Linked DNA regions of Homo sapiens: region 1 is linked to region 2. A link is a loop called in an ENCODE intact Hi-C map of the cell type or tissue named here. Cell type or tissue: Calu3. All regions are shown on one strand. Each heading gives the region's core, and the rest is flanking DNA. Links, peaks and the distances in the headings are about the cores only.

Evidence for each region. Peaks named below come from ENCODE experiments on the same cell type or tissue, not always from the same donor. Only the 100,000 strongest peaks of a DNase experiment are listed, where the experiment ranks them.
Region 1: it touches region 2 in a loop (3-fold over the local background); 30 of 110 quality-filtered maps call a loop at or near these places.

The regions. Positions count from the first base shown.
Region 1 is chr3:38,992,342-39,009,960 of GRCh38, reverse strand. The region is part of intron 2 of SCN11A (sodium voltage-gated channel alpha subunit 11); the gene reads left to right. Among named protein-coding and RNA genes, the nearest start is that of SCN11A, 51 kb to the left of the region's middle. In Calu3, for the core only: a CTCF peak has its summit at 9,824; no DNase peak of the experiment used is centred there.
Region 2 is chr3:38,513,688-38,526,209 of GRCh38, reverse strand. It overlaps EXOG (exo/endonuclease G), which reads right to left. Exons shown (of 6, transcript NM_005107.4): 6 at 1-2,309. The coding sequence ends at 1,848. It also overlaps the pseudogene DDTP1. Among named protein-coding and RNA genes, the nearest start is that of EXOG, 24 kb to the right of the region's middle. In Calu3, for the core only: CTCF peaks have their summits at 4,410 and 4,610 (motif pointing left); a DNase peak (open chromatin) is centred at 4,629.

The DNA of each region.
Region 1 (17,619 bases), core at 5,647-13,646, 480 kb before region 2:
GTAATTCCAGCACTTTGAGACGCGGAGGTAGGAGGATAGCTTGAGCCCAGGAGTTCAAGATCAGCCTGGGCAACATAATGAGACCCCTATCTTTACCAAAAAAAAAAAAAAAAAAAATTAGCTGAGCGTGATGATGCACACCTGTAGTCCCAGCTACTCAGGAGACTGAGGTGGGAGGATCACTTGAGTTCTAGAGGTCAAGGCTGCAGTGAGCTATAATCATGCTACTGCACTCCAGCCTGGGTGACAAAACAAGACCCTGTCTCAAAAAATGAAAATAAAAAATATTTTTAAAAGACTGTACACACTCTTTTCAGCTGAGCCATCTAGTATGCTATGCTTAGTTTTCCTTTTCTGTTCAACTTTCTATTTTCTCTGGAATTTATAATTGTTTGTTTGCTTTGGTCTACCTAACAAAAATTCAACCTAAACTCTCCATTAGTTTTCTGAATCAGCAATTCTCAAACTTTCTGGTCTCAAGAGCCCTTTCCACTCTTAATATGACGGAGAATCCTAAAGAGCTTTATATATATATGTATATATATAGACACACACATATATATATGCACTTTTTATTTTTGCATGAGCAGGATCAGACGACCAAAGAGCTTTTGATTATATGGGTCATATCCACTACATTTATCATATTTGAAATTAAAACTTACCAATAATAAAATCTATGTATTAATACATGAAAATACTAAATGTATTTTATGTTAACATTTTTCATGAAATGTAACTATGTTTTCTAAAACAAAACAAATATAATAAGAATGATATTATTTTACATATTTTCAAATCTCTTTAATGTTTGGCTTCTTGGAAGACAGCTGACTTCTCATATCTGCTTTTTCATTCAATCTGTTGTAATATCACATGCCATGTAGCCTCTGGAAAACTTTTTTGTATACTTATGAGAGAAGGAGATTGAAAAAGAAAAATAATATCTAGTATTATTACATAAATAGCTTTGACCTTGCAAATTATCTAATAAGGTTTCAGGGACCCCTAGGGCCACTGGACCTGACTTTGGGAATTACTGGTCCAAATATATATACATACTTTTTTTTTTGTTTTTTGAGATGGAGTCTTGCTCTGTTGCCCAGGCTGGAATGCAATGGTACAATCTTGGCTCACTGCAACTCTGCCTCCTGGGTTCAAATTATTCTCCTGTCTCAGCCTCCTGAGTAGCTGGGACTACAGGCACGTGCCACTACACCCACCCTTGTATTTTAGTAGAGATGGGGTTTCACCATGTTGGCCAGGCAGGTCTCAAAGTTCTGACCTCAGGTGATCCACCCACCTCGGCCTCTCAAAGTGCTGGGATTACAGGCATGAGCCACTGCGCCCAGCTCCAAATATATTTAGATGCATTGGATGTTCTAATAATTTAATCTTTTAAAAAGGACTTCCTTCTGGATCTTTCTGACTGCTCCATTTGAAATGGTTTCCCTCTATATCTGGTGCTCAGCAGTTATCCGGGTGTCTCCTTTCACCAAAATCCAGAGGATTCTCTTGATTTCTCTTCTATGCTATATACTCTTCCCATATCCTAAGGCTTCCTCTTTCTTGTTCTGGTGGAATATATCCTGCAGTAGCTTTCTGTGAAATGATGCCTGGGGACACATTTTTTCAGACCTTGCATGTCTGAAAATGACTTTATTCTCCTCTCATACTTGATTGAGAGTTTGGCTGAATTAATATAATAATTTGGAAATGATTTTCCATTATTATTTTGAATGAATTACTCCATTATCTTTTAGACCCCAATGTTGCTATTGAGAAGTCAAAAGCCATTGTGATTACTGATCCTGTTACTCTACATTCAGAGAACTTTTAGTATTAAAATAAAAACTTTTTGCCTCTATTCAAAACACTTCTGACACCAAATGTGTAGATTTCCCACACCGAGCAATTCTCCACTTCTCTCTGGACACCAACTGGGTGTCCTACAATTTAATTCACTTCTGACACTAACTGTCCAGAGTTAATGCAGACCCCGTAGATTAAGGGCTCAGTCCCATAAGACTGCCCCCAATTTCAGATGCCAGTTGCAAGTATTGGGTGTTTAGGGCCATCCACACTTCTCTCCAACTTTGCTACATATCTGGGGTTTCCATGACCTTCTCCTCAGGTTTGATAATTTGCTACAATGTCTTTCAGAACTCAGGAAAACACTTTACCTACACTTACTTGTTTATTATAAAGAATACAAACTAATGGCCAGATGAAGAGGTACATAGGGCAAGGTCTGAAATGGTCCTGCGTGCAGGAGCTCCTTTCCCGATGGATTTGGGATGTGTCTCCTGGCACAATGATGTATTCCCCAACCTGGAAACTTTTTTAAGTGTTATTTAGGGTTTTTATGGAGTTTCCTTTATGTAGGCATAACTGATAAATTATTGCCATTGGTGAATAGCTCAATCTCCAGCCCCTTTCCCCTCCTAAAATGCCTCAGTCTTTCTGGCAACCAGACCCTATCCTGAGGCTATCCAGGGAACCCAGCCACCAGTCATTTTATTAACATGAAAGAAGACTCTCCTATCACTCTGGAGATTCCAAGGGTCATAGAGGCTCTTATGTCAGGAACCGGGGACTAAGACCCAATGTTATAACAAAAGGTGCTCCTATCACTCAGGAAATTACAAGGGTTTTAGGAGCTTTGTGCCAGGAACAGGGGATGAAGATAAAATGGACATTTCTTTAAAAAATTGTTTAAAATTTTTTTAGAGTGCTTTGAGTTGCTCTTTTATGTATATTTCTTATTATATCACAAGTATTTTCTCTTTCTTCCCAGCATTCTAAAATCTCCCAGTGATATGTCTTGGTATGAGTCCAGTGTACTGGGCATTTCCTAGGTCTTTTTAATCTGGAAATTCATGTTTTTCCATTCTGGGAAAATTTCTTGAATTTTTCCTTTGATAATAGTTTCACTTAAATTCTTCTTTTTCTCTCTCTCTATGAAACTACTATTCAGATCCTCTCTCCACCACCACTTTTTTTCTATGTCTTGTTTATTTTTGTTCTACTTTTGTACAATTTTCTCAATTTTATTTTTCAATTCTTCTATTGAATTAAAAATTTTTTCTTTTAGTGACATTAAAGTCCTCTGAATGCTCCTGTTTGTTTATTTAGGTTTGGTTTGGTTTTGGTTTTTCTGAGACAGGGTCTCACTCTGTCACCCAGGATGGAGTGCAGTGGTACAATCATGGCTTGCTGTAAACTTGAACCCCTGGGCTCAAGCAATCCTCCCACCTTGGCCTCCTAAAGTCCTAGGGATTACAGGCAAGAACCACTGTGCTCAAGTAGTTTCATGGCTGCAACATTTTCTCTAAGTACCCTGAAGACTTCGATAATATGTTTTCTTCTTCTTCTTTTTTTTTTCCTTCTTTCAGAATCTGTTTCCTCAAGATTGCTTTTATCTATTGGTTGGTTTGTCTCCATCTTTCATAAAAAAGCTCCCAGATGTCTGTTGATTCTTGATTGGTTATATAATGGTGGGGCATGCAAACCCTGATTGAGCATCAGATGTGGGCTTTATCATAGAATGATCTGGCTGGGCTATTTTCAAGGAATCCTTTATGTTGGTATCATTGGGACTTCTTGGGCTGGTCAGATTCTCAAGAGAAGGTTCTTTCATTCCCAGATATTGATTAGTTGTTTAGGTTGTCACTTGAAGCACTGAAAGATCAAATATGTTGATAAACACAATACACAATGCAAAACTAAGCAAAGGCCATGTGTGGACTTCATAGTGAATATCAGAATGTAAAGGATAAAGGGAAAAATCCTAAAATCTTTTAGAGACAAAACATGTATTACATAATAAGGAATGATAATCAGATTGTCATAAGCCTTCTTATCAAAAACATTGAACAAAAAAGACAATAGAGCAGAATTTTCAAAGTACTGAGAGAAAATTACTTTATATTTAGAAACATATACCAAGCTAAACTGTCATTCAACATTGAAGATGAAAGATAACTATTTTCTTAAAAATAATGATTTAGAAATCTCAGTACTCTGGACTTTCTCTGAAGGAATTATTAAAGTATGTACTCAGGTAAGAAAAACAAAACAAAACAAAAAAAACAAAAAACAAATCCGAGAGGTAGTGGGAGGCAGGAAGCAGAATGAGGGGAAAAAATTAGTAAAGCTCATTGTTATGTTTAAATACTGATTGAGGGTTTTGTTCAAAGCCTCAGAGTGAGCACATGCCAAATGCTTTTTCCTTTGCTCCAAATATGTAAAAATGGATAAGACAATATTTTAAAATAAAAAAATATGGATAGTTGATCTAGAAGTTAATGGAAAGTTTATGTGAAGCAAAAAGACAGCCCACATGGCAAACAAGGGCTGAAGTCACATGGTCCTTGGGGAACCAGGACTGTAAATGGGCACTTTGAGCCAAAACTTAATGCCTTTGCAGGAATGGGAGCCACAAACACTTTCACACGTGGTAGGAGACTAGAATGGGGCTCATTATGCGAAGCCAGAGGTAGGAAAGGAAAGAGGTTGGTCCCTGAGATAGCTTTGTTACCCCTCTCAGGGGTTGTAGTCACTTGCCAATGTCTGGGGAGATCCTAGTACAGAATGGCAGATTTTGCTCAGAGCCCTGTATTGAGGGAAGAGAGAGACCCTCTCATATTGTTTTATACTGTTTTATACTCAGTACCTGTTTTAGAAGAAACAACAAGGAAGTAAAGCCAAAGACAGGCAGCCCGGCGCCAGGCCTGAAACCAGGCCTGGGCCTGCCTGGCCTAAATCCAGTAGTTAAAAATCAACTCATAACTTAAAAACCGATGTTATTCATAGATTCCAGACATTGTATAGAAGAACATTGTGAAACTCCCTGCCCTGTTCTGTTTCTCTCTGACCACCAGTGCATGCAGCCCCTGTCACGTACCCCTTGCTTGCTCAAATCAAACACGACCCTTTCATGTGAAATCCTTAGAGTTGTGAGCCCTTAAAAGGGACAGGAATTGCTCACTCAGGGAGCTCGGATTTTAAGGCAGTAGCTTGCTGATGCTCCCAGCTGAATAAAGCCCTTCCTTCTACAATTCGGTGTCTCAGAGGTTTTGTCTGCAGCTTGTCCTGCTACAGTATCACATGAGACTGAAGCAGAAGATATAGAATTATATGTATGAAGAGTGGAAAGAAAAAAATCGTCAACCTGGAATTCTACATATAATTAAAGTGTGAGGGCAAAATAAAGATATTTTCATATTCTGTACAATGAAAATTACAAAACACTGCACAAAGAAATCAGAGAAGACACAAACAAATGGGAAAAAAAACATTACCTGCTCATGGATAAGAAGAGTCAATATCATTAAAATGGCCATACTGCCCAAAGCAATTTACAGATTCAATGCTATTCCTATCAAACTACCAATTACATTCTTCACAGAACTAGAAAAAAACTATTTTAAAATTCATATGGAATAAAAAAAGAGCCCAAATACTCAAGACAATCCTAAGTAAAAGGAAGAAAGCTGGAGGTGTCACATTACCCAACTTCAAACTATACTACAGGGCTACAGTAACCAAAATAGCATGGTACCAGTACAAAAACAGGCACACAGACCAGCGGAACAGAATAGAGAGCCCAGAAATAAGGCCGCACACCTACAACAATCTGTTTTTTGACAAAGCTGACAAAAGTAAGGATTGAGAGAAAGACTCCCTATTCAATAAATGATGCTGGGATAACTGGCTGGCCATATGCAGAAGACTGAAGCTGGATCCCTTCCTTACACCATATACAAAAATCAACTCAAGATGGATTAAAGACTTAAATGTAAAACCCAAAACTATAAAAACCCTGGCAGACAACCTAGGCAATACCATCCTGGACATAGGAATAGGGAAAGATTTCATGACAAAGACACCAAAAGCAATTGCAACAAAAGCAAAATTTGACAGGTGGGATCTAATTAAGCTTAAGAGCTTCATCACAGCAAGACAAACCATCAACAGAGTAAACAACCTACAGAATAGCAGAAAATATTGGCAAACTATGCATCTGACAAAGGTCTAATATCCAGCATCTATAAGGAACTTAAACAAATTTACAAGAAAAAAAAACCCATTAAAAAGTGGGCAAAGGACATGAACAGACACTTTTCAAAAGAAGACATATGTGCGGCCAACAAGCATATGAAGAAAAGTTTAATATCACAGATCATTAAAGAAATGTAAATAGAAACCACAATGAGATACCATCTCACACCAGTCAGAATGGCTATTACTAAAAAGTAAAAAAAGAACAGATGCTGGTGAGGTTGTGGAGAAAAGGGAACACATACACTGTTGGTGGAAGTGTAAATTAGTTCAACCATTGTGGAAATCCATATGGTGATTCCTCAAAGAGCTAAAAGTAGAACTACCATTCAACCCAGCAATCTCATTAGTGCGTACAGACCCAGAGGAATATAAATCATTCTACCATAAAGACACATACATGCAGATGTTCATTGCAGCACTGTTCACAATAGCAAAGATATGGAATCAACCCAAATGCCCATCAATGACAGATTGGATAAAGAAAATCTGGTACATATACATCATGGAATACTATGCAGTCCTAAAAAGGAATGAGATCATGTCTTTTGCAGAAATGTGGATGGAGCTGGAGGGCATTATACCTAGTAAACTAATGCAGAAACAGAAAACCAAATACTGCATGTTCTCACCTGTAAGTGGAAGCTAAATGATGAGAACTTATGAACACAAAGAAGAAAAACAATAGACACGGGGGTCTACTTGAGGATGGAGGGTGGGAAGTGGGAGAAGAGAAGAAATGATAGCTATTCGGTACTGGACTTCATACCTGGGTGATTGAATAATCTGTACAACAAATTCCCATGACATGGGTTTATCTATATAACAAACCTTCACAGGTACCTCTGAATCTAAAATAAAAGTTAAAAAAGAAGTATTTTCTACAAAGACTAAATAAGTTTACTCCCTACTAGTTGGGTAGGCAAAGCACTGTAATAAACAACTTTTAATTTTCTAAATTAAGTTCCTAAAAAAGAACAAGAACATGATCTTGTTGGCTGATTTAGACTGAACTTAGCTGCAGCAGTTCAGCTTGACTCCATGGGTCTCCTATCCTTCTCCTGGCCAAGCAGGCTAACGCAAGTATGTTTCTCTTTGGCAGAGGCAGAGGTTCAAGAAAGCAAACAAAATTACAGAAGAGCATTTAAGGTTTGCAACCAACATACTATGACTTCTACTTTGTTCCACTGGCCAAAGCAAGTCACAAAGCCAAATGCAAAATCAAGGAGTGCTAGAAACTGCAAAGCCACATGGCAAAGGGTATGGATACAGAGAAGGGTGAAGAATTGTACTACATCTGTCTCCTCACATCTTACATACCCTTGATGTCAGTTGGAGCCTCCATGGTTTGTGTGATCTGGGTAAAATGGTTTTGAACCTTCAGTTACAAAACTTGTAGAAATACAAATCCCTTCTTAGAAGCCAGCAAATTCCTGGACTGTGTATGTTTTCCTGTTCCTTTTTGCCTTTGGCCTTTTGCTTGTATAAATCATTCAAGATGGTGAAACTCAGCTCTTTTTACTTCACAAACATAGTCCATTTGCACAAAGCTCATGTAAGGAGAATTTATTAAAGCACTGGTTGTGGGTCATATTATAGACAAAATAAATCACAATATTTGTTTCTCATTTGGACTTGTTTGAACTTTTCAGGTTAGGAATCACTGGCCAAATTTCAAAAGTTATTATAAACTACAGTAATCAAACAGTTTGGTACTGGCATAAAGATAGATGTATAGCTGAATGGAATAGAATTGAGAGTCCACAAATAAACTCATACATCTATGGTCAATTGATTTCTGACAAGTGTGCCAAGACTATTCAATGGGGAAATAATAATAGTTTTTTTTTGTTTTTTTTTTGAGACGGAGTCTCACTCTGTCGCCCAGGCTGAAGTGCAGTGGCGTCATCTAGGCTCACTGCAAGCTCTGCCTCCCGGGTTCACGCCATTCTCCTGCCTCAGCCTCCTGAGTAGCTGGGACTACAGGCGCCCGCCACCACGCCCAGCTAATTTTTTGTATTTTTTTTAGTAGAGACGGGGTTTCACCGTGTTAGCCAGGATGGTCTCGACCTCCTGACCTCGTGATCCGCCCACCTTGGCCTCCCAAAGTGCTGGGATTACAGGCGTGAGCCACTGCGCCCGGCCAATAATAGTGTTTTGTTTGTTTGTTTGTTTGTTTGTTTGTTTTAAACAAATGCTGCTGGTAACAACTAGATAGCTACATAGAAAAGAATAAAGTTGGGCCCCTACTTCACGCCATACACAAAAATTAATTCAAAATGGATGAAAGACGTAAAAGTAAGAAGTAAAACTATAAAACTCTTAGAAGAAAACATAGATGTAGAAGTAGAAACAATCCAAATGTCCATCAACTGATGAATGGATAAACAAAATGTGTTATATACATCCAATAGAATATTATTTGGCCATAAAAAGGAATGACATACTGATACATGCTACAACATGCATAAACCTTGGAAAAGAAACATTTTGCTGAGTGAAAGAAGCCAAAAGACCACATATTATATAATCGTATTTATTTGCCCAGAGTAGGCAGATTCATAGAGACAGAAAGTAGTTTAGTGATTGCCAAGGGCTGGGGACTGGAGAGAATGGAGATCAGCTTTGTAACGGATATGGAGTTTTTTTTGAGGGGTGATGAAAATGTTCTGGAATTATAAAGTGGTGATGGTTGCACAATATTGTGAATATATCAAAAGCCACTGAATTGTACACTTTCAGATGGTTAAAATGGTGAATTTTACCTCACTAAAAAAATGAGTTTAGGAGGTTAATGTAACCTTGGTGAAACCAAGAACCATTTGGCATAATCGTGGATTTTGTTTTTGTTTTTGTTTTTTGAGACAGAGTCTTGCTCTGTCACTCAGGCTGGAGTGCAGTAGCATGATCATGGCTCACTGCAACCTCTGCCTCCCAGGTTCAAGCAATTCTCATGCCTCAGCCACCTGAGTAGCTGGGATTGTAGGCGCACACCACCATGCCCAGCTATTTTTTGTATTTTCAGTAGAGACAAGGTTTCGCCATGTTACTCAGGCTGGTCTCAAACTCCTGGCCTCAAGTGATCCACCCGCCTTGGCCTCCCAAAGTGCTGAAATTACAGGAGTGAGCCACTGCACCCAGCCAATCACGGTATTTAAAAAAATTAATTTAATAAATGTTCAGTGATTATCTTCAACGTGCTAGGTAGTGAATGAAATACATGCTAATAAGATCAAACCGTAACAGTTGCACCCCAAAATCTTGAGTTTAGAGGAAGAAAGGACTATTAAATAATTAAGTTGCATGTGGTAAATGTAACAGAACTGAGTAAAACTTGATCTAAAAGCACAGAAGAAAGTAAGAACAAGTTTGGGGAGGGGGGAGTTGAGAACGCCCTTCTAGAGGGTATATTTGAATTTGATTTTTAAGAACAGTTTGCTGATTGAGTGGAAGAGAAGCTGGAGAGTAGGTCAACAATGTAAAGAACATGTGCAAAGTCAGGAGATGAAAGAACAAGCCTTATTCCAAGAGTGAATCATCATGCATACCTTGAGGACTTGTAAAACCAAGCTCTACCCAGTCCACACCAACCCAGACACAAATCAAAGACTTCCGAACAGACTCCCAACAGGGGGAAAGGATTTTAAGTCTTGTCAGCTCTTACAAAGCTAAGCTAAGCCATCCAAGTCACAGACTACATGCAATGTATTGCCCCCTAGAGTTGGTTATGATGTTAACAAACATCAAATTGGAAATGAAGTTTAAAGTCACTAGATGGCAGTAGCTACAAAGCAGATATTTGTGTTACTTTATCTTTTCAGTATTCTAGCTTCAGGTGTTGACCACATTTTAGGGCTCAAACCTACAGGAGCTGAGAGCCAAGCCTGAGGGGGTATTGGTCAGTTCCTCAGCCAGCATGCATAGGTTACAGCTGATCACCTTTCCAGGTGCTATATCCATCATCACACTTCTTCCAATTAGTACTTTCACCAAGAACCTGCAATGCTAATTCCTGTTTTTGAGTGCAGGGGAACCTCATTTTCAGAGTATTTACTATTGGAGTACCTATAATTATAAGTTGGGAAGCAAAGGTCATCCCAACACGAAATGTTCACTAACAGAACCTTATAAAGCTAGTCTCCACTCACACCTCCCTCTGGCTTAACACTGGCATCTACTCCCACCCACTATTATTGTCAGGTGTTTTTACTGTGATTATTATGCTGACAAATTGCAAGGTGAAACTGCCAATCTCACAAACATGAAGGATTTCACTAAGATAATGAAAGCAATGGAGGAGGACTGATGGAATAATTATTAGAATGCCTCCAAGAAATGAGGGTCTGGCAGAGTTTGATTACAATTGAAGAAGAGAAAATTAACAAAGATGATGACATAATAGAGTCTTCAAAAGGGGATAATTAGAAATTCAAAGGGTTAGGAGAGGTCCTGGAGAAAAGTGAAGTCCTTGATTATTTTGCAAAATTTACCTTCTTTAAAATCTTGATATGAAGGTCAAATGAGAAATGATGGATGCCATATTTTGCCACCTTACAATTTTGTTTTTTAGAAAAAAAGCACACCAAAATGAGTCTTGATTCAACTTCCTGTCCTAAGAATTCGTCTATAGTTGCAATGATAATCAAAAGTGGTTACATGTAAAAGAAAACAAATGTAGTATTATAATTTTTAGTTCTTTTAAAGCTAAAGCTTCAATCCACACTCTCCCTTACCTCCATTATTTGCTGTAAAATGTTGCTTCCCATTTAAGTGGATTCATGTTAAGTAGACTTTTCCCAGGAATAATTATCCTTAAATAGGCTTTTTTAAAATTATTATTATTATACTTTAAGTTTTAGGGTACATGTGCACAACGTGCAGGTTAGTTACATATGTATACATGTGCCATGCTGGTGTGCTGCACCCATTAACTCGTCATTTAACATTAGGTATATCTCCTAATGCTATCCCTCCCCCCTCCCCCCACCCCACAACAGGCCCCGGTGTGTGATGTTTCCCTTCCTGTGTCCATGTGTTCTCATTGTTCAATTCCCACCTATGAGTGAGAACATGTGGTGTTTGGTTTTTTGTCCTTGTGATAGTTTGCTGAGAATGATGGTTTCCAGCTTCATCCATGTCCCTACAAAGGACATGAACTCATCAGTTTTTATGGCTGCATAGTATTCCATGGTGTATATGTGCCACATTTTCTTAATCCAGTCTATCATTGTTGGACATTTGGGTTGGTTCCAAGTCTTTGCTATTGTGAATAGTGTCGCAATAAACATATGTGTGCATGTGTCTTTATAGCAGTATGATTTATAATCCTTTGGGTATATACCCAGTAATGGATGACTGGGTCAAATGGTATTTCTAGTTGTAGATCCCTGAGGAATCACCACACTGACTTCCACAATGGTTGAACTAGTAACTCCTTAATTCTACCTTATAAGAGCTTACAAAGCCCACTAGACATAAAAGCATCATAGAAGTGCTGCTATGTGTTTGGTTAGTGGAGATTGCAAACCCGATTCCAGACTCACTCATCCAGCTTCTTCCTCCAAGAGGAATGACATTTTCCTATGATGGCTACATCTGCTTGCTTCAAACTTAAATCACAGAAATGCTGGGATGGCTCATAAAAGCTGCCCTCTGGACTTCGTGAGAAATTCAGCTGCAGAGATAACTGTTTGTTCTTCCTTCCCTTAACGTAGTAGTCATATTTCTGAAAAACAGTACATGTAAATATTTATAAAGTGAGTCTCATTCTAATCAGTTTTGGGAGAAGTTCCATGTTTAAAAAGCAAGACTTCTTTTTTATGGGAGGGAGTTGTTAAAGCAAAGAATCCCTCTGTTTTTGGAAGGGGATTATGAAAATCCTTTTCTTCTCATCCTTAAGTTATAGATATTTAATACATTTATTTTTAAAATCGGATTCTCTCCTATCAGTATGCACCTTCATTGTCCCAAGTGAGGATATCTTGAATTAAAAGTATTAATCCATAAACATGTACCTTAACAGGCATTGGTTGGTATTCATGATAAATACTTACAGGTATTATGTGATACTGCAGACGGTGGGGAAAGCCCCATTGTCTAAGGCCTATGCTCCTTTCTGAATCTTTGGAGATGGAAAATTAGAGATGAACATGGAGATTCCACATTCATTTATCTCCATTATTCAAGCACTAACTTAGCCATTCAACAAACATTTACTAAGTGTCTCATTTGTGTTCTATCCACTGTTCTAGGCACATGAGATTGTCAGTGAACAAAACAGATACAGATCCTTGCCCTTGTGTAGCTAACATTCTAGTGGGGGCAGAGGAATACGTATCAAACCTAATAAGTTGTATATGATGTTAAAAGAGAGTAAGTACTATGGAAACGAAAAATAAAAATAAAGCATAGCATGAGGACTGGGATTTCTTTGTGGATTATAATTTAAATAGGGTGACTGGTATAGATGTATGGAGAAAGTGACAGTTGAGCAGAGACTTAAAGGAGATGAGGGAGCTAGGCATTTTCACATCTGGGGACGAGTACTCCAGCAAAGGGGGATGGCCAGGGCCAGAACCCTAAGAGGAGAGCATCCTGGTTTGTCCCAGGAACATCAGGAAGACTGATGTGGTTGAAGTGGAGTAAGTGTAAGTAAGAGAGACCAAAAGCAAGGTCAGAGATTTAATGGGAGTGAAGCAGATAGAACAGGGCTTTGGAGGTCATTGAGGTCACTGTGAAGACTTTGAGAGAAACGGAGAACCATGGGAAGGTTCTGAGCAGAGCAGTGACATGACATGACTTTATTAAAAGATCACTGGACTGCTACGTTGAGAATAGATTAGAGGGGGCAAGGGTGGAAGCAGGGGGATTAGTTAGGAGGCCACTTGTGGTAACTGAGCGGGGAACTGATGGTCATGTAAACCCAGGAGGAGGCAAAGAAAGTAGTAAGATGTGATTGGCGGTGAAGGAAGAATTAACATTTATCCTGTACAGTGGCATGATCAAGTGGCTGCTCACTGCAGCCTTGAACTCCTGGGTTCAAGTGATCCTCCCGTCTCAGCCTCTTGGTAGCCAGGACTACAGGCATGCACCACCATGTCCAGTTGACTCTCCTTCTTGATGGGAGAAACCGCAAATTTACACAACTATAGGGCATGGAAGAATTTGTTGCCATCTTCGCAATATACCGCAGGAGGGAAGACAGTGATTATGGATGCAGATGCTAATAGGTGGGTCAATGCAGTTGTAGTATTATGGGAACATTATCTTCTCAGCACTTTGATCTTCTCAAAAGTAGGGTCTCAAGTTCAAAGTCCACACAAGGCTGATGTTGATTTATTCATTTACAATAAAAGACAACACTGCCAAGATAACTGGGGCCTTATGGCAGCTTCCTAGAGTCTTTAGAAAAATGCTTCCTGGAAGCCACCTAATCACGAAGTCTGGGATTCCTGCAAATGAGGCTAATTGGATAAATGATGGTTGATGTTATGAATCTTGACAGCAAGATACACTCATCCTTGAAAAGGACATTCTTTTCAAGCAGATTGAAATACCTATCTGCTAGGCACTCCCTGCCCTGGATAATGCTACATGGGTGCTTCTGGGCTCTGTCTTTTGACTGTATTTTCTCTGTGAACCAGTGCCTATGTCCATCCACCCTTTCTGTACATTTATATGTGTCTAAGAGTAGGCTTCTATGACAAAATATCACAGGTGGGATGACTGAAAAAAAAATTTATTTCTTATAGTTCTGGAGGCTGGGAAGTCCAAGATCAAGTTGCCATACAATTAAATTCCTGGTGAGGGCCCTCTTCCTATCTTGTAGATGGTCACCTTCTCACTGTGTTCTCACATAGTAGACAGAAAGAGAGAGAGCGCGCGCTCATGCTCTGGTGTCTCTTCATCTTTTGCAAGGGTACCAGCTCTATCAGATTAGAGTCACATTCTTATGACCTTATTCACAGTCCTTATCTCTATATACATCCTTATCTGTACATTGTGGGATTATGGCTTTGTATTGGTCAGGGTTCTTCAGAGAAACAAAATATAGATAGATAGATAGATAGATAGATAGACAGATAGATAGATAGATAGACAATTTATTGTGAGAAATTGGCTCACATTATTATGGAGGCTGAGAAGTTCCACATTCAGCCATCTGCAGGCTGGAGAACCAGGAAAAACTGTGGTGTAATTCTAGTCCAAACCCAAAGGCCTGAGTACCAGGGGAGCCAGTGCTGTAAATTCTAGTCCAAGAGCAGGAGAATATTGAGGTCCCAGCTCAAACAGGCAGGTGGGAAGGAAAAGAGAGGAATTTCTCCTTCCTCTTCCTTTCTGTTCTATTCAGACCCCCAGCAGATTAAATGATGCTCCCTGCCTCCCAACATGGAGGAAGGTGGTCCACTGAGTCCACAATTCAAACACTAATTTCATCCAGGAAACTCCATTCACATTTCTTCTTAAACTTCTTAAATTGGCCGGGTGCCATGGCTCACGCCTGTAATTCCAGCACTTTGGGAGGCCGAGGCAGGTGGATCACAAGGTCAGGGGATGGAGACCATCCTGGCTACCATGGTGAAACCCTGTCTCTACTAAAAATACAAAAAATTAGCTGGGCATGGTGGTGGGTGCCTGTAGTCCCAGGTACTCGGGAGGCTGAGGCAGGAGAATGGCGTGAACCCGGGAGGAGTGAGCCGAGATCGCGCCACTGCACTCCAGCCTGGGCAACAGAGGGAGACTCCAACTCAAAAAAAAAAAAAAAGTTCTTAAATTAAAGCTTCCCTTATATGCTGATATGGGCTTATTTGGGGCCCAGAAGTCACACTAAGTCTTTTCTACCCTTTCCTGTCAAGCTTGTTAGCTTCCCAGGAAGTGTGTCTGTATCTTTGAGGGTGGAGGGTGGGTGAATGTAGATGCGAGGAGGTAGGGAGGTAGAATGAGAGGCAGGGGTGTTTCCCTTGACGGCTTTGTGGGGCTTCTGTGGGTCTTCAGAGACTGGCCTCACATTTCTGGCAGCCTCTCAGCTGCAGACAAATAGCTCCTCTGCTGGCCATGTGAGTCTCTCCCCCAGAGCCCTGTGAGTGTAGGTCCCTCCAGCTTCCATCTGTCTCCAGGTGGATCTTGTGGGCCAAGTCTATTTAAATTGTCTCTCCCCTTTGCCTCCCACTTCGTCCATAGAAACACTCCCCATGCTTTGGCTTGACAAACCCCTCCATGATCCACAGACACTGCAGACTCCAAGGGACTTAGGCCAACTTCCTCAGGAGTGCTCCTTGATGTCCTCTCACTAGGTTTGATGTAGGGGCTTGTAAACCTACATGCTTATCTCTGATGGATATGAGGGCAGAAGTAGGGAGGAATCATAATATACCAACAGTTCTCTCCAAAGAGATCCTCTTTCTCTTTTCCAGCTTGTGGCCTCTTAAACGTCAACAACAAATGGGAAAGTGGCCAAGAGTCTTGGAAACAGTTTTATATAAGTACCCTAGAAATGTCCTAAACATGTTCTGAACATTTCCTATGCTAGTCCAGCATTTCACCTTAAATGTGACGCTCAGTATCCTGGGTGCTCATTTTACCATCCTGTTACAGGTTCCTATACAGGGATCCAGGAGCTTAGCTGGTCCATCGTTCTGCCATGACAATATATAGGAATACTTTATAATTAGCATTAAGAAAAATAAGAATAATTGCAATCAAAGTATATCACTGAGTTAGTTTTTAGTCTTATCTTGTGTCTAGTTTGATTCTTTTCTTTCAGACCCTGAAACAAGGACTTGGATGCACAGAATTTATTTGGGGAGCGATCCCAGGAAGACCAGTTGAGGACAGAGGAGAATGAGGCAGGGAAAGGAGAAAAGTCCATGTAGAGTATGCTAATGAATGGTTACTGCGTGGACAGCTAGGGCTGCACCGCACTGGGACCCTCTAAGAGACTGCATGGAAGATGCTGCAAAATCTTCCCACTAGAGGAAGGCAAGGCTGCTTCCCATGTAATTTGTGGAGAACTTGCCCCCAGTGGTGTTAATTGCAGCCCCCTACTCCAAGTTCCCTGCATGCAGGAGGCAGAAAAGAAGAGAGACACTAGGCACTTGAGGGGTTGGAAGACATCTCCAGTGCTGTGGAACTTAGGTGGGCTGGGATAGGTGGGATATTGGACAGGGCATAAACAGCAGCTGATACCGTTGCACACAGGCCAGGAGAAAAGTGATGAAAAAAGACTGCTTGGGTGTTTCTTTCTTTGAATGTGTAGATTTTCCTATCTCAGACCTCTGTTTCTTCTGCATTTGCAGTGCCTCCCTGTAGTTTTATGAAATTTCAGTGACCAGAAGTTCCTCTTGGCCTGATGTTACGATCAACACATGATTTGTTTCTTATAGTAAAACCAATTTCCGTCCTGTTTAGTATGAAAGTATGTGATTGGAAACTAGAAGTTTTAGAGGAGGAGAAGGGAGCCAAGGCTAGCATAACTCTGAGACATCTGCTATACGACATAACCTGGCCGAGGAGAGTGAGACCCAGCTTTGGCTCAGTGCCTCTCAGTGGCATTTGAGATTGGCTTCTGTTAGGGCTCTTTTTTTTCTGATCCCGGTAGCCTTCATCCTGGATTCTCCAATGAATAAAACTCCCAGAGGCGCTCCAGTGTCTGGCGTATGTTGTCCCTTACAAGGCCCTTCAAAAAGGACACTGTTGTTCTCCCATGGCCACCCCAGAGGAGTCCAGGTGGATTCTCAAGCACTTGGGAGTCACAGTCATCTCAAACAATCACGGTCACAGGTAATCTGAGGCAGAGGAATGCCTCGAGAGAACCACATATTCTTTTCCTCTTATTGCAACCCATTAGGGACCAGTTCTCTGGGGCTGAGTGGGCAGAGTGCAGCATTGGCCATTGCTCCTGAGAATCGGGGATGTCTGTACCTGACCTAGGACTGAGCTGGCAAGTGTGTGTGGTAAGGTAGGAGAGTGGCGTAGGAAGCTCTCAGCCTGGCCCACAGCTGAAGGCTAGGCAGTGAACAAAAGCAAAATGGAAGAGGGAAAGGTAGCCAGTAAAACTCTACCTGCCCTTGATGTATCAGGAAAAAGCACTTGATTAGATGCAGGTCCCAGCTGGGAGATATGATGCTTGGCAAGTTACTTGACCTATCTGTGCATTGGTTTCCTAATCTGTAATATGGTGACCATGCCACCTTCCGGGGGTTGCTGAAAGTATTTGGTGAGACTAAAGGTATGAAAGAGGTTTAGCATGACACACAGGCTGTAAGGGTATTTTCTTTTACTATTTGAAATGAATCAAGTAAAAGCTATAAGGGATTCTTCCTTTTGTTGATACATGAGTCATTCATATAATATGCATGAGCAAGAGAGATGTAATGGGAAGTTGACTGTCAAGGCGGGGAAGGCAGATCCACCAGAGGATGCAGTTTGTTTGTAAAGACAGATAACAGAAATCAGCAGTTATATTTAGTAAAACCATAAGCCAAGGGGAGAGCAGCATGTTGTCTATCAATATTCCGAGGCATAAAAGCACAGACCATTCTTGAGGAGGATTGAGTG
Region 2 (12,522 bases), core at 357-8,356:
AGCAGTGGTATGTATGACAGATTCAGACAAGTTCTTATGCCCCAAGACGTTTTACTGACAATACTCAGGATAGTCCATGAAAGGACTCCGTGTAAACCCAAATCAAGAGATCTGGCTCAGAAAAACAGCCACAATTTCCCCTAGGAATGCTAAATGCCTTTGGACCTTTGGCCTACTATGCTAGGTAGACAAGCAGGCACACAGGAAGCAAATAATAAGCTAGTGATTTTGTGGGCAGACCTTTTTCTTTTTTCTTTTCTTTTTTTGAGACAGGGTCTCCCTCTGTGGCCCAGGCTGGCGTCCAGTGGCATGACCATGTCCCATCGCAGCCTTGACCTGCCAGGCTCAAGCAATCCTCCCATTTCAGCCTCCCGAGTAGCTGGGACTACAGGTGTGCACCACCACGCCCAGCTAATTTTTGTATTTTTTTGTAAAGATAGGGTTTCATTATGTTGCCCAGGCTGGTCTCAAACTCCTGGGCTCAAGCGATCCACCCACCTCGATTTCCCAAAGTGCTGAGATTATAGGCCTGAGCCACCATGCCTGGCTGCAGATCCTTCATAGGTTTCTTAATCTTAAGAACAAAAAGCTCACCTGGAAAGCAAGAACACATCAATTTGGCAGTATCTGGTCACTAAAAGAACTGTATCTCTGGAGGCAAGCATGGGCTCTAATAAACCCCACAAAGTATTGCCGTCTAATTCCCAAATATTCCTGACTGTCTCTTTCCACAGAGCTAAGGAGGGTTCAATTCAAAGAACATTAAAGTCCCTTTGGCTTGCATAGCAGACGAGAAACCAGACTCTTCTTGCCAAGCATGCCTCAGGCCCACAAATACCCATGGAAATAGGTATATATTTCTGAGTAAAAAGCCACCATCCATGTCAGAAAAGATTTGAATCTACCTCAGCTGTCTTTCTTCTCTTAGATCTGTCTGCCTCATACTTTGTGGATGACTACTTTGGAAAAGTGAAACTCAGGTAAGACACTAAGCTCTCTAAGCCTCAATTTTCTCACAGGTAAAATGGGGATAGTGTATTTACCTCAGAGAGTCATTGTGAGACAACACATGTAAAGCACTGAGCCTAGTATATAGAACACATTTAATGAGCAGAAACTAGTTGCTGAGTGCTTCTACGTAGACAGAAGTAGAGAAACGAGCAGATTCATGAGAGGAGAAAAAAGAAACAAATATATAGTGCATGTGGACAGGAACTACACAGAGGATTTCTAAAAGCTGCCTCCAAGACCAATTCAGGTCCTAGAGGGAAAAATGTACAACATTGAGTTCTGAGAAGGCTGGGCAGATACATCACAGACAATGCATGGTTTGGAGGCATGAAACTAAACAAATGCCTTCCCAATACTCTACATCCACAGGGATACAAATGCAGTGTCATCTGTGGGCAGTCTTCCTGTTAACTTGACACAAGATCAGCCCTCCATCTGCAGGTGTCAAAGCTCCCTTAATAATTAGTTCCTGAGTCAAATATAATACTGACAAAAACATTGTAGATCTTTCATCTTTTGGGGGAATTTTTAGTCATAAATTTAGGATTCCACTGTTTCTTTAAAGCAAAGCCACTAGTAGCTGAGGGTGATGGTGTGTGCCTGTAGTCCCAGCTGCTCAGGGGGCAGAGGCAGGAGGATTGCTTAAGCCCAGAAGTTTGAGGCTATAGTGAGCTATGATTCCACCACTGCACTCCAGCCTGGATGACACGGCGAGACCACATCTCTTAAAGAGAAAAACTTTTTAAAAAGCAAAAAGCAAAGCCACTAAAATATGTTAGCCTAAAGAGGGCATGCCTGCTTCATTACAGACGGTATGACACATCTTGAGATAAAAACTAGGATGGCTTTCTTATCTGGGTTCCTGACTGCTCCTTAGCTTTGAGTTCTTCTAGCTTCTTCTCATAGCGACTCATAAAGTAATCATCTGGTTCAATCTCTGCATTCTTCAAGTTTTCCATGATCTTTTCCAGTCTGAGCACTGATCGGGCTCCTTCAATCTTTCTTGTACTCAAGTACAAGGTGAACTCCTGGAAATCCAGGAGCTTACAGGTGTCCACAGAGCAGATATTCCGGATATCACTAGTTCTATCCAAATGAGGAAAAAACACCAGTCCTGACAACTTCTCTAGGTCCTGGAGGCTCACTTGGAATTCAGTTAACTGGGGCTGGAAGCCGATGGCTTCATTGGGTACCACAAAGGCCCCTAGCGCCAGTGGTTCGGTAGATACTGAGCTTCTGCGGGCCAGGATTACCTTATAAAGGTGTGAGGGGACTGCCACGTTGTCCTCGCCAATCACCTAAAAACAAAGCAGCCATATTAGTGATGCCAATTTGTGCTAACAGTTCGCAAATTTTTTCTGAAAAATACTTATTTAATGCATTGCTGAAATGTACTTATAAGCCATCCCACTCTGTTCTAATGAATTTAAATTCAACTGCCAAAAATAATAAACTGACTCAGAGATTCACATACAAGAAGAGTATTTAACAGGTCAATTCTGATCACATTCTTTAAAATAATATAACCCCAGGTGAGGCACGGTGGCTCATACCTGTAATCCCAGCACTTTGGGACGCCAAGGCGGGCAGATCACTTGAGGTCAGGAGTTCAAGACCAGCCTGGCCAACATGGTGAAACCCCATCTCTACTAAAAAAAAATACAAAAATTAGCTGGGTGTGGTGGCAGGCGCCTGTAATCCCAGCTACTTGGGAGGCTGAAGCAGAAGAATTGCTTGAACCCAGGAGGCAGAGGGTGCAGTGAGCCGAGATTGCACCACTGCACTCCAGCCTGGCCGACAGAGCAAGACTCCACCTCAAAAAATAAAAATAAAATAATGCCAACCCAAAGATCAGGGGTCACAGTCTCTGTTCTGTTTGTAGGACAAAGGACAAAGGAATGCCATGAGTGAGTCCTGGTTTTTTAATAGACAAGAAAAGCTGTCATTTTCTCTTCATCTCATAATCAGAACTTCTGGTGCTCCAAACATTCAAAGGTCAAAACTGCAGGCTTGGGTACTCCCAGCTCTAGAAATAAAAACATGGCCTTAGTTTATGAAATTCACTAGGGAACTAAACAGATAGCCCTTAGAGAAGCAGCCAGGTGTCAAGTCAACATTACCATCTCCAGGATCACTTCAATTAGGGCTAATTTTTAAAATTAAATTACATAAATGTAAATGCTGTTTGCTCTGAGTTTTGCACATCCTTGGGCTTGTGATCAAAGAACTTCTAAATATGTTGTCATATCAAACATTTTGGAAAGGTATCCACACAATGAAGAAGCCAGAGCCAGGGTCAGGCCTAGAAAACATAAATTAGTTGTGTGGTTTGGCTGAAATTAATGAAATAACATTATTACTAAACCTTTTCAAATTTCCTTCCAATTGGCATCTGGGCCAGGTGTGGTGGCTCATGCCTGTAATCCCAGCACTTTGGGAGGCCAAGGCAGGCAGATCTCCTGAGGTTGGGAGTTTGAGACCAGCCTGACCAACATGGAGAAACCCCATCTCTACTAAAAATACAAAATTAGCTGGGCGTGGTGGCGCATGCCTGTAATCCCTGCTACTCGGGAGGCTGAGGCAAAAGAATCACTTGAACCCGGGAGGTGGAGGTTGCAGTTAGCCGAGATTGTGACACTACACTCCAGCCTGGGCAACAAGAGCGAAACTCCATCTCAAAACAAAACAAAACAAAACAAAAAGGCTTTTTTGAAAAAGAAAATACTCAACATCTATTTACTTAATGGTCCCCAATAACTGACATAATCCAACTAAAACATGCTCATTGGTATTACTGCCCCTCCCGGGCCCTTCCCTGGTAAGAGTCAGTTTTCTTTCCTGATCAGACAGCTCTGCCTGCAGCAAGATTCCTTCTTGTGAGCCCAAATAAGACAGAGACACGACAGCTACAAAGGAGGTTTCTTTTCTGCTTTTTTCAAGCTCCTACCTACATGGCACACAGCCTGGGAACTCCATGGCCATCTGCTGTCTGTCACACATGAAGGTCCCACTGCCAAGACCAATTGCAGAGCTTCAGGGAAGACCCGTGCACGGGAATGATTTCCATAACCAACTGTCTTCGAAGTTACTGAAAGTGGTTGGTCGGGGTGTGGTGTAAAGTCTATGAAACTATGTACTACAAACATAAAATCCCCATTTCACCCCAAAAATTCATTTATGCAGCTGGGAAGATAAACATACTCTTCAAAGCCAAAAATATACTGAGGGAGAACCCTATGGAAGTCCACAATTAACTCACAAATAACCAAAAGATGTTAATTCAACAATGCAACTCAGAGGTCCTGTGCCTGGCATTGCTGGAAATACAGAAAAGAATATGCTTTAAAGTATATGCAGCTGGTGCCTCCACTCAAGAAACTTACCACCTAGAGTGGGAACCAAGACCTTCAGCTTTCACTACAGGTAGAATGTGGTTAGGTACCAATACAAAGCCCAAATAACAGCACGAAGGGGATTCAGGGGAAGCTGGGGACCAGAACTGAGGGCACAGATGCAGCTGAGCCATAGTTTGCAAAGAGGGAGAAGGTGAAAGGGGCTTCAAGTATTCCAGGTGCTAGCTAGGAATCCAGCAGTTAAACAAAGTCTTTGCGCCACCTTGTGGACATTCCCCATCACTGCAGTACAGTTCAAGAACATTCACTTGATTTTCTCTCCTCATGGACTCCTTGTCTACAAACAAACGGCAATTTTCAAATATAATTAACATGCCCATTGCTGCCATGCAGAGCTAATCAGGCTCGTAAAATTCCAGCCAAAAGTAAAGACGTTGGACATTTTCAGTTCTACAGCTTTACTTTATGCAAATGTACCATTTCTATAGGTGTTTAAAAACTCTTACAATTGCTAAAGGACCTCGATTCTACTTTTGAGAAACCTCATGGAAACAGAAATTCCTATTAGGAATCACAGGTGTGATCCTTCTACCCATGACCTTCTCACACTATTTCAAGGGGGTAAAATACTATCCCTAGAACTAAGGAGAAAAATAAAAACTTAGCCACTCACTAATCTCTTTTCTGATTCAGTCTGCTTTGTTCTTAGGAAGCAAACATCTTTAATCTGTCTAATATAGGGACAGGTCCTAGTTGGGTATTCAGAAAAACACACCGTTTCTTCCTTGAATTTAAGACAATTTTTTAAAACAACATCAATCGTAAAATATTTTAGAGCTGTCTCTTTAAAGACAACTCAATCTACATAATAAATTTTTCCTACTTTTGGAAAAATTGGGAGACTTCCAGAAATGTTTCTAAACACTACTAGAGGTTTGGTGGACTGGAAGCCCAGAGACCTGGTCAAACCTGGCTTTGCCACTAAGCTGCAAGTCGCGTCCACCCATTTCTTGTTTCTTCATTTACAAAATACGTAACAGCCATCCCCGTGGGTGGATTGCTATTTTGTATTTTATAAATGCCTCTCTCATAGAATTGTTATGAAGATACAATGACATGTTAGTTAAAAATTTTTCAAAATCTACAAGATCTATGTAAAAAGCTATTTTGTAGTGGACATCATTCAAAAGATACAACGGCATTTGGTACAAAAGATGGTTTTACAGAGGGATGGGGGCGGGGGAAACGTATAATCAAGCAAGATTAGACTAGTTACAGGTCAGCAATGGGGTTTCAGGAGGAGAAAGCAACTTGGGCACAAATGATGTCTGTAACAAAGGACTCAAAGGCTTAACATAAACCAAGTCTAGTTAATCAGTGAGTCAGCAAACAACCCTTTTCATGTAAGATTTAGGTATAAAAATATTTTGCAAAGGAAACCCTTGCTGCTATTAAATTCCCAAGAAGCACTGAACTCTACTCAAGACTGTAGCAAAAATTGGAAGTCAACTGGGAGTTAACTAGAAAATACAATACATAAGCTGGCACTCATTCGCAACCTGAAGCTAGTTTTCTTATATACTGGCCTGAGCTTGTTTCCTTCCATCCAAGAGACAGAAATGACAATTTGCCACCACCACCTGTGCCACCCAGACCCAGAAGAGACCCAAAACAAACAATACCCATATTAAGCCTGCCATTTGTAAGGTCATACATACTGTAAATGTGCCTCCAATAAAATATTAAGCAGCATCAAGAGGAAAAAATATGTACCTGCTAGAATTAGATAGATATATTTGGTTACATTCCCCTGGTAAGACAAAAAAAGAAACTCCAAAAATAAAACTAGAGGGACAGATCAAGAGACCACGCCCTTAAAAAGTCATGCCGATCAAGTGAAAGAAAGAAACCATGGGAGTTTGATAAACAGGAAATCCGAACCTGAGGGGGGGAAGGAACATGAAAAGTGAGGGAGTCACAAAGTGTGGTAAAGTCAACAAGAATGTGGTCGCCCCCTGTGTTATCTATAGAGCCTCAGCAGATGCTTTTGTGGCAGCACAAACCCTGGAAGACGGTACTTCTCACACTGGGGTACCTGTTCCAGGCCAAAGGGTAGCAGCCTACTAAGTCACAGTAAAACAAGCACCCTCTTTCTAGGCTGTCAATGGTACTTGAAAATTTAGGGTGAGGGTAGGGAGACAACCAGTAAAATAATTTAACTTTCATTAAAACAAATAGATATGGAAATGAACAAAAGCTTTCCCTAAATATAAAGCAAGAGACTTAAAAAAAAATATTACTCCCATATCACTTCAAATGATGTCTCAAGACTCCTGAGGGCATTTTCAATTTCCTCCCCTTTAGGGTTAGTATAATGGAAGTTTGCAAAGTGCTGTTATAAAAGAACACAGATTGTTAAATATTTCTAACATTACCACCATCACTGAGTTCTAAAATCTGAAGCTCACTTTCTTGTCAGACCATTTATAATGTCCAAACCAGAATCTTCAGGTATGTTTCACTTGTCTGGAATCAACCTCTTCTTGAAACAGGAACATCAGAGAAAGCACAGGGATGACCTCAGCTATATAATAAAGGGGGTGATTCTGATTAGAACTGTCAGATGACTCACTTCTGATAAAATCACTGCTACGAATCTTCCCTTAGGCTCATATTCACTCAAGTTCTATGATGATGTGATCCTTTCCTACATATTCTAACAGACATTTCTGCCTGGCTATAAGGAATCCTCCTCTTGGCCCATTTTCTGTTATTTTTGCATGCTAGCAAGTATCACTTGTAACTCCTCTCTCCATCCACACCATCTTTTATTATCTGCTAACCTTAAGCTTTTGTATATGAACAGCACAGCAATTCATTTACTATAAACTTGAGCGCTTCAAAGAGTAACACTGTGAATGACTGGCAATTGTCAGACAGACCCATGTTTGGATACCCTCTTTGACAATTATAAGCTATATGCCTGAGACTTGATCCTTAAAGCCTTGATTTTCTTGTCTATAAAAGAAAATGGTCACTACTTTTTTTGTAAGGGTGTAGTGAAGATTGAATGAGATGCATATATAAAGCTACTTACATACTGCCTGGTATACCTGGCCCTCAAGAAATGCCAGTTCATTTGCTTTACTTCCCCCAAAGTAAAAACACATATATGCTTCATTGCCTGGACAGAAAACTAAATAAACCCTTTTATTGGGTACAACTTCCTAAAATAAGGTTCAGAGTATAGTTGTAAGCAAGCAGTAAATATTAAATGGCTAGATCTGAGAAAACAAAACACTTTCCAAGCACTCTGAATTGCCGTACGTAATTGCAAGACATTGCCTTGAAAGTGGGAATTCATGATTCAAATTATTCGTTGCTTGAGAGAAACAGACCAGTCTCCAGCACTGGGCAATGCTGTGTCCCCTTTCCCAGAATAATTAAAGGACATCATTTTATCTATATTTGTTTTATAATTAATTGCCTACTTTTCAAAGGCCCTGCTTGCTAGAAAATTATCTTGAAGTTCTTGCCTAAACTTTTTAGCTGGTCATTTGAAGTTTCTGCCACCAGGCCCCAAACTTTCCTTTTATTTTTGTCTCCTTCCCTACATGAACGCTCTAACTTAACTGTTTTCTCAGCATATATCCTATCGCTTCTCATCTCTTCACCTTGCCTAGGTAGACCTCCCACATCTCTATTTCTTAACCAAATTCTCCCAAGTTTATAGATACATGTGTGTGTGCATATATATAAAAATTTGGGCCCAATTAAATTCTTGGCAAGAATTTCAAGATAATTTTTCAAATTTATTTTACTAACAAACTATATTTTGCTTTCATCTAACAGATACACCAAAGATTTTTAGGTTTAAAATTCTACCTGAAATAAAGTTTGACTTGAAATATAATGCCAAAACTAATAAAAGCAGTATTATTATGGAGATATTTGTTAGTGAAAAACATAAATATATAAAAGTAGATGTCAGTTTGATATGCTTCTGAGAAAACTGAAAAACCATATGCTCCTCCAGAAATATGGATTCGTGAAGTCAATATTCAACTTTACATATACATACACAATGTACAAACACAGTGAACTGCTTTCCTAATGACCAGTGTCTGTCAATCCCTGTTTTGAAATACAAGAACACAGAAAGCAGAGGAGAAAGGCCTTCTCAACAGTGAGCCACTAAAGGCAATGGAATCCATATACTACGAGCTTTGGGGCTCTCTCCATCCACTACAAAAGGCTAAAAATAAATGTGGTGAACACACCTGACAAACCAAACAGCAGAGCAAGCACTCAAGAATCAATCTGAATTGCTGTCCAGATCTTGGTTTCTAAACATCAATCCCCACTAAAAGGATCCAGTGCTCCTTGGAGAAATGGCCGATGGCCAAGATGAACATGGAACATAGCCTTATACCAGAAAGTAGGAAATGCTAAAAAATGATGAGGATGCATCAAAAGGACACAGGAGACACTGGAAGGAGCTCCCACTGGCTAAATCTGGGGCAATTTGAGCATCAAAATGAACAATCACAGTAAACATTAAAACTCTTTGAATAAAAATAAATCTGTGAGTCTACATTGATAACAAGGAAAAGCTCTAACAGTGGAATGTCAACTAATAAATTAAGGAGTAAGAATTAGAAAGTCATCATTTAGCAACTAACATAGTAATAACTAATTCAGGCAGGAAATATCAATGGATGCTAAAACTATTGAGTGAAAGTTCGAAGACGAAAAAGATGCTTACATCGCCTCAAAGTATTTCCACAGATTACTTATAAATTCCAAAGGGGGAAATGGTGAAAAAACCTGGTAGACACCACCTTAACCAAGTAAAGTTAAAATCATCAATAATCAGACAAACTGATATTATGCACCTCCTGATGCAATGCACTGAGAAGGACACAAGATCACTGCTCCTACATTCTGCCAAAAACATAATGAATCATGAGCAAACAACAGACAAACCCAAAGGAGGGACATACTGTAAAACAACTGGCCCGTACTATTCAAAAATATCAAAGTCATTCAAGACAAAAGGCTGAGTCAGAAGCTAGTTCAGATTAAAGGAGACTACAGAGACATGACAACTAAATGCAATGCTCAATCCTGGTTGGATACTGAATCAGAAAAAAAAAACAGTATAAAGGATAGTATTGGGTAATTTGTAAAATTTCAATATGGACTAAATATTAGGTAGTATTTCTATATGTTTTTTCACGAATTTGATAATTATTCTGTGGTTACATGACAGAATGCTTAGGAGGAAAGGAACAAGATATCTGCAACTAACTCAAATGGTTCAGAAAACAAAAACAGGTGTATGCCTATCTATATGGGGGAGCATAAATGTGGCAAAATGTTAACAACCAGTAAATCTAGGTGAAAGATACAGGGAAGTTCTTTTTATTGTTCTTATAACCTTTCTATAAATTTGAAATTATTTCCAAATAAAACATTAAGAAATATTAACCTGCTAAAAGCAAAGACAAAAACAAATTAACCTGCTTTGCAAAACACTAATAAATATAGATTAAAGTAGGGTTTCCAGTTAAAAAAGGCAAATTGAACACGGGTTTTTGGTCCTCTCCTCTGCAAATTAAAAGGAAAATACATATATATATATATGGATATCCATATATATATTCCACATAAATATATGGAATGGCAGTAAAAAGGTATAAAAGTGCTGAAAAATGACAGAGTACTGCATTACTGGACTAAGAACTACCGTGAACTTCTGGAAGATGAAAGATGGATGTGATGACATTGTTAAGATAAAATATACAGGAAAAAGCCAAAGCTGATATTAATATTTTTACCACCCCTTAAGTAGTACTCTAGCAAATAAAGGGTATCAAAATCAAAGTGTGTGACTGAAAAAAATTCATCTGCAGAATTATCCTACAACTCACAAAAGTAGCAGGCCTTTGTTTTGCCTTCATATGAGGCTAGAAAAATACTCTCTAAAAGAATGGGTCTCTTTTTCTACAGCCCATGCCCTTCCTAGAGCTAGACACGAACTTGCCTGCCAACCAAGTGCCTGCAGGGTTGGAGAAATGGCTCTGCGCCACAGCCTCCATCCTGGGCAAACCCAAGGATGGGAGCATGGGCCAGGGAGCACAGAACAAGGGCAGCATGTGAACATGATGGGTGTAGCGGGCCTGACCATGGTGCTGAGTAGGTCCACTGAGCCCTGGGCGCAGCTGTTCATCTCCTCCACCAGCATGATGGACACCACTGAGGAGAACCGCAGCCACAGCACCCACTTCTTCGAGTTCCTCACCGAGGAGCTGGCCCTGGGCCAGGACCAGATAATTTTCCACTTTTCCCCCCTGGAGCCCTGGCAGACTGGCAAGAAGGGGATGGTCATAACTTTTTAGTGACTGGCCTCGAGGGATCCAGGGCATCTGTGAGCTGGCTGCCCCTTCCAGAGAGTCCTCCTGGCAGAGCACCTGGTGTTACCAGCTTTGGGTAATTCCTCATGAGACATTCCCGTGACCTCATAATCCTCTTCTTCTCCATCCTCAAGTCAAATAAAGGGATCATCCTCATTAAAATAAAATAAAATGGTGGTATACATAAAACTACTCTAGAGAACTTGTCATACATAAAGATTCCTGAGCGCATCTTCAGAGTTTTAGGACATTTTCAGACATGCAAGGACTCGGAAAGGTTATCATCCATTGACTCTTCCAGAAAAAATTTGAGGATATACTCTACCAAAGCAAAAAAAAGTTATCTATAAAAAAGGGTAGCCAGGTGCAGTGACTCATGCCTGTAATCCCAGCACTTTGGGAGGCTAAGGCAGGCGGATCACTTGCAGTCAGGAGTTCAAGACCAGCCTGGCCAACATGGTGAAACCCTGTCTCTACTAAAAATATAAAAAATTAGCCAAATGTGGTGGCAGGTGCCTGTAATACCAGCTATTCAGGAGGCTGAGGCAGAAGAATTGCTTGAACCTGGGAGGTGGAGGCTGCGGTGAGCCAAGATCGCACCACTGCACTCCAGCCTGGGGGACACCGTAAAACTCCGTCTCAAAAAAAAAAGCAGGGGGAGGGGGGGGAGGGTGGAAAAGAGGGATTTAAGATAATATTTAAGGGGAAAGAGGAATTTAAGGACCCAAGCTAGGAGTATAATAAGGAGAAACAGAAGGACAGATATATAGATGACTTAAAACTAAAAAAGCTTACTGGGATTGCAAACAGTCAGTTCTCAACTCATCATTCCCTCCTTTAAATGATTTCTTCACTTAGCTTCTGGAACATCACTCTCCCCTAGATTTCTCCTACCTTAAAGGCTGCTCCTCTGACTCTTTCGCTGGATCTTCTTCTTCCTGACCGCTAATGTCCAAGTGCTCCAGGGTTCAGAATTCAATTGATTGTTCTCTCCTGTCTATATTCACTTATATAATCTCATCATAGCTTTCAACATCATCAGTGTGCTGACCACTTCCAAGCACATCTTAAATCATACCACTTCTCACCATTTCTACCACCACCATCCTATTCAAGTTATTATTTCTCATGTAGACAATTCCATTAGTCTCTTAACTGGCCTTCCAGGTTCCACACTTTCTTCTGTTCTTCACAAGAAGCCAGTGTGTGCTTTAAAAATGTAAACCAGATTATGCTACTAACCTGATCAAAACACTGTTTAAGTGTCCCATCTCACTTAATACAATCCACATTTCCTGCCATTGCCTCCCTCTATAATTTACCTTCTTCTCCTCCTCATGCTTACGCTGCTCTAGTCACACTGAGCAGAGCACTGCTCCTTGAATGTGCCAACCTCAGTTTCACCCGTGTCTTGCACTCGCTCTAGCCGAAAAACTGTTCATATGGCTTGCTCCCTCACTTCACTTAGGCTTCTGCCCTATCTCACTTCCCCTTGTCTTTCTTTCCCACCCTAATACAATCCTCTACCGTGCTTTATATTTCTACGAGGCATTTTACTTACTAGGTATCTCCTCCACTATAATGCATGCTCCATGAGGGTACTCTTTTCTGCCTTGTTTAATGCTGTATCAGAAGCACCCAGAACAGCACCAGGTACCTAGTAAAAGCTTAGTTAAGTCTCTGTTGAATAAAAGGAAGGAAAGAAGAAAGGGAATGAAGGAGAAAGGGAAGGAGGGAGGAAA